Linked DNA regions of Homo sapiens: region 1 is linked to region 2. The links are chromatin loops, found by intact Hi-C in ENCODE. Cell type or tissue: ascending aorta. All regions are shown on one strand.

Region 1 (2,500 bases), 270 kb before region 2:
TTAAAAAGCCACACCAAAGACCATTAAAACTTTGCTTTTTCCTCACAGAATATAAATACATGTCCTTTCTTGGTTATGATTTAAGAGGGGGTGGGGAAAAAACCGAGGCAGAATGTTGGAAAGGTTTTAGTTTGTTTTGGAAGGTAGGTGGTGTTTGCTCCCCACTCCATAGCCATGAAGGGGACAGCGCTGCACCCTGGGAGCTGCTCAGCCCAGGCCCTTCAGTGCTCCTCCCTGCACCGGGCCTTGCACCTGTGCCCAGCTGCCCTGGAGCAGGCTCGATTGATGACACAGACTACTGTGTGGTGCCAGGACAGCTGGGAAAAGTCTCTTCTGCACAATGGACGTCAGCACATTAAAATTATGGCCCCAAAGAGCCAGCAGTTCTATTCCTTCCTGTCCCTTTCATGTTCCAGGTCACACCCCCTACATTAGGATTCTGCGGACACAGACCCCATGAGCAGATAGGAGTCAAGTAAAGTGGAGGCCTGTTTTCCTCCTGCTCCAGAGGTCTGCGGGCGGCCATGGCCGCCGATGATTGTTCACCCTGTGACTGATCACACCTCATGGATGCAAGGCAGAAGATGATGAAGGCGGAGGATGAGGCAAGGAATCGGCGTTAGGAGTCAACAGGAAGCAACACCATCGGTAGAGGGCCTGGGTTAATCTCTGAAAGCCAATTCCAGGGTTGGCCTAGCCATGGTCATAAAAAGCATTACACGTGCCAAGGAATCCCTTTCTCTTTCATTCATTAATTTAATCACAAATATTTGCCAAACACTGCGTTAGGCTAGGAGGGCAGAGCGCCGGCCCTCCAGCACCTCAGAGTCTGATGAGGCAGTGAGCACAAGATGAGTAGAGGGAAGGCAGCTAGACAGATAAAGGAAGCCAAGCCCAGCCCTGGGTAGAGGCAGCAGTGGGGAAGGTGTGTCTGGAATTGGTGTGTGTAAAGGTACAAAACGGAACAGCCTCATGAGAAAAGACAAGTTTTTTGTTGTTGTTGTTGTTGTTGTTGTTTTGAGACAGAGTCTCTAACTGTCGCCCAGGCTGGAGTGCAGTGGTGCGATCTCAGCTTACTGCAAGCTCCGCCTCCCGGGTTCACGCCATTCTCCTGCCTCAACCTCCCCGGTAGCTGGGACTACAGGCAGCCGCCACCATGCCTGGCTAATCGTTTTTGTATTTTTTTTTTTTTTAGTAGAGACGGGGTTTCACCGTGTTAGCCAGGATGGTCTCGATCTCCTGACCTCGTGATCTGCCCACCTTGGCCTCCCAAAGTGCTGGGATTACAGGTGTGAGCCACCGTGCCCGGCCGAGGAAAGACAGGTATTTTGAGGAAAGGAAAGGAAACAGCGCACACAAGAGCCCAAGGGGAGGACAGCTGTGGCACATGTCCCAGGGTGACTGCCTGGAGAGTGGGAGCCCCGGGGGCTAAGAGAGGGAAAAGCCTCTATAGGCGGAGACATGGGGTGGAGGCACAGAGACCTTGTGTACCAGACCTAGGGGAGGATGCTCTTAGAGGCACCAGCCTCCATACCATTTTGTCAGGTGCCCACAGCCTCGTGACCTGTGCCCTGCCAGGAAGCACACTAAGATGCTGTATGAGTCAGAGCAGCCTAACAGGAAGAGCTGCAACAAGCAGTCTCCCAAGCCTCAGTTGTGTAACACAATAAAGCTTATTTCTTATTCGCAATCCCATATTCCTGTGCAGATGAATTGGTGTGGAGGGGAGCTGTGGGGCTCCTGCCTGCCTCGCATGCCTCCAGGAACGCATATCCTTCCGTGTAAGAGTTCCACCATCCTCCGGGGACTGCAGGAGGAAGGTTGCTCCGGCTCCAGGCTTAGCAGTTCCACATTCACTTCCCCAACATCACTGACCAGGACTCAGACACGTGGCCTCTCTAGCTTCAAGGGAAGCTGGGAAATATGACCTACCTGTGGGGTCCAGTGGGAAAGTATCGGTATTCTCAGCCTTTAGAGCAAATTAGTGTCCGAGATATTTTATTTTATTTTTTAGAGACAGGGTCTTCCTCTGTCACCCAGGCTGGAATACAGCAGCACAGTTCGACCTCCTGGGTTCAACCTTCTGAGTAGATAGGACTACAGGCATGCATCACCACACTCGGCCAATTTTTTAAAAATTTTAAAATATTTTTGTATAGTTGGAGTCTCAAAATGCTGCCTAGGCTGGCCTCAGACTCCTGGGATTACAGGCATGAACCACCACAACTGGCCAAGGCTTTGACTCTTTATATTTAAGGCAAATTTATCAGTGATTTATTATGCTAGACCAGGGATCAGCAAACTTACAGCTCCAGGGTCAAATCTGGCCCATAGCCTGTTCCTTCCCTCCCTCCTGACTCCCACCTGGCTTAAGGGTCTTTATGTGTTCACAGGAACCAACTGTTCTGAGCACCACCTATGACCAGGCACTTTGCAAGCATATGTCAAGCCAATTGCTAAGGCAGGCATTCTTGTACCCATTCTAGTGCTGAGGAAACTG
Region 2 (2,500 bases):
TGACATAAACCCTCAGTCCTCAGAATCACTGCAGGGCCCCAGGATGCTTCCTTTCCTAGGGAAAGGAAGCACGGACACGCTAGGGCAGCACGTCTGTGACCCCACAGCAATTCTGAGGACACCAGTTTCCCTCTCAAGAGGCTTTCTCCCCAACCAGTTCTGGCCTCTGAGTGCTAATCCACCTTCCTCAGGTGCCGTATCCAGCACCACACGGCCCTCGCCCTGTCTGTGCACCTCGGCCACCACCCCCAAGAGCAGCCCCAGTAACACTGCTGAGAAACTTATTTTCTAAACACTGGTAAGCCCAGAAGATTCCTGCTCAAACATGTCAGAAGGCTTCGGCTTCAACCCCTGAGATTATCATGAAGAGAGGGAGAAGGACGGGGGATTTATTTTTACACTCATGAGAATTCACCATCTTTGGTGTTAAAACTTAATGATTGAGTAACGCTTTTCCTCAGTTTAAGCAAAAGATGACGATGACTCCAGCAACAGTAACTAAAACACAGACCTATTTATCCTGCAGTGCTCCCCGATAGGGAAAGAGCGGCATTGCTGGTTTAATTTTGAACACATTTCACAGCTCAGAAGGAAAACGTTTTACTTACTTAAAATAAATATCTCCGAGGCTGAAGCTCTTGCCATTTATAGGGTTGGTGATGGTCCCATTCACCATCTGCACCTCCTGAGGCTTCACGGCGCAGGCAGCCCGGGAGTCCCAGCTGAAGTAGTAAGTGCAGCTGTCGATATCAAACCTAGGAGGAGGGAAGCACAGGCTACAGTCACTTCCCCAGCCAGACATAAGGGAAGACTGCAAAACAATGAACACTGCGGAGCCCTTGAAGCAGCTCACTGGCTTTCAGTCAAGGTGCTGCGAGACTTCAGTTGGGTCCCGAGGCCCCCACTCCCCGGGCTGCGCAGGCCTAGGCAGAATTTCCCGACTCAACACTGACGGCAGCTCGGAGCGAGGGTGGTTATTTTACTCACTTCTTTTCATCACCACAATGGACAGGGAAGATGACTGTGGTGCACACATCAGTAATGTGACAAAGCAGGCAAGCATTCAATATAAATTTTTTAAAATTTGTAAACCGTGCAACATTCAAAACCTGGAAAATTTGCTCCTAGATTTTTAGATTTTTGTTTAAGCTTCTCAGACTCATACATTCATAAATCCTTTGGCAATTTCTGAGTCACCCCTTTTCCAAACTCAGCGTCTGGAAGGAATCAGTTCTGTTCACAAACAGCAGCTCACATGCACCCTCTGTTGGCCAAGCTCTCCCTGGCACCAGATGCAATGTGGCCGGGAAAACTTGAATATAATCCAAGCACATCCCAGGTCCAGATGCAGGTCCCAGCTGCTCGAGGGTCCCAGCCAGGCTGCTTGAACACCTCGGGTGGGACAAATCCACGCCCCTTTGTTTCTACTATGACATTCAAAGGTAGAGGTCAGTTAAGTACTGCTCAGCCAGTGCTAAACCTAGTTCAAGAGACAAGCTAGCCCAGAGAAGTTGCACTGGTCTTGTAACAGTGTCTCAGCACTGTATCTGGAGGTCTTCCCTGCCTGGAGCAGCCCCGCCCAATACAGCACAATCAGCGGCTCTGGCCCTGAGCTCCTAAGACTCAGCCAAAACCTGCCCATGAAAACCCCAAGGAGGAATTCCCTCCAGTATGCTCACTGCACAGTCCCGCTCTGAGCCCCCAGTCTCCTGACCTCTTGAATGCAGGTCTGCCCACCGTCTTTGTACAGGTCAATTCTATCACGGAGGATGCGGTCTTATTTCCACCACACGGATAACCTTTGGAGTACGTGACAACAACTTTGTCACCTGAAACACACAAATGATTGAACTGACATTATTTCTAGTGCATTATAAAAAGCCTCAGGCAGGCGCAGTGGCTCACACCTGTCAATTCCAACACTTTGGGAAACCAAAGAGGGCAGATCACTTGAGGTCAGGAGTTAGAGACCAGCCTGACCAACATGGTGAAACCCCGTCTCTACTAAAAATACAAAAATTATTCGGGCACGGTGGCAGGTGCCTGTAATCCCAGCTACTCAGGAGGCTGAGGCAGGAGAATTGCTTGAACCCGGGAGGCAGAAGTTGCAGTGAGCCAAGATCGAGATGGCGCCATTGCACTCCAGCCTGGGCAACAAGAGCAAAACTCCATCTCAAAAACAAAAACAAAAAACAAACAAACAAAGCTTCAATGTTAGGAGTAAAAATCTGGTTTAAAGGCCAGAAGAAAATAAATTTTGGGCTCCCTAAAGGTTTATCGACCTGTTCTTGCATTCCCACACTCAGGGGTGGTCACCTGGCCCACTGCACAATTGTCACAGCCTAAGACCTGGGGTCAAACCCAAACCCTCCTACTCCCGTACTTTGTGGCCCTGGGTTGCTGAGCTTCTGAGCCTTGAGGGCCTTACCTGCAGAACAGGGCACTGTCCAAAGTGGGCAGGTTTCGGGCATGTATAGAAAGTGCCCAACAAACTCATGTG

Evidence for each region. A loop is a pair of places that touch in the nucleus more often than their neighbours do. Peaks named below come from ENCODE experiments on the same cell type or tissue, not always from the same donor. Only the 100,000 strongest peaks of a DNase experiment are listed, where the experiment ranks them.
Region 1: a loop joins it to region 2, with 3.0 times the contacts of the local background. A loop is called at or near these places in 1 of 110 quality-filtered maps.

What each region holds. Positions count from the first base shown.
Region 1 is chr6:160,354,291-160,356,790 of GRCh38, reverse strand. The region is part of intron 1 of SLC22A3 (solute carrier family 22 member 3); the gene reads right to left. Among named protein-coding and RNA genes, the nearest start is that of SLC22A3, 7.2 kb to the right of the region's middle. In ascending aorta, no CTCF peak of the experiment used is centred here; a DNase peak (open chromatin) is centred at 1,560; H3K4me3 peaks cover 464 bases; H3K27ac peaks cover 2,500 bases.
Region 2 is chr6:160,087,362-160,089,861 of GRCh38, reverse strand. It overlaps IGF2R (insulin like growth factor 2 receptor), which reads right to left. Exons shown (of 48, transcript NM_000876.4): 42 at 1,715-1,829; 43 at 609-755. Among named protein-coding and RNA genes, the nearest start is that of SLC22A1, 33 kb to the left of the region's middle. In ascending aorta, a CTCF peak has its summit at 1,273 (motif pointing left); a DNase peak (open chromatin) is centred at 1,271; H3K4me3 peaks cover 514 bases; H3K27ac peaks cover 1,759 bases.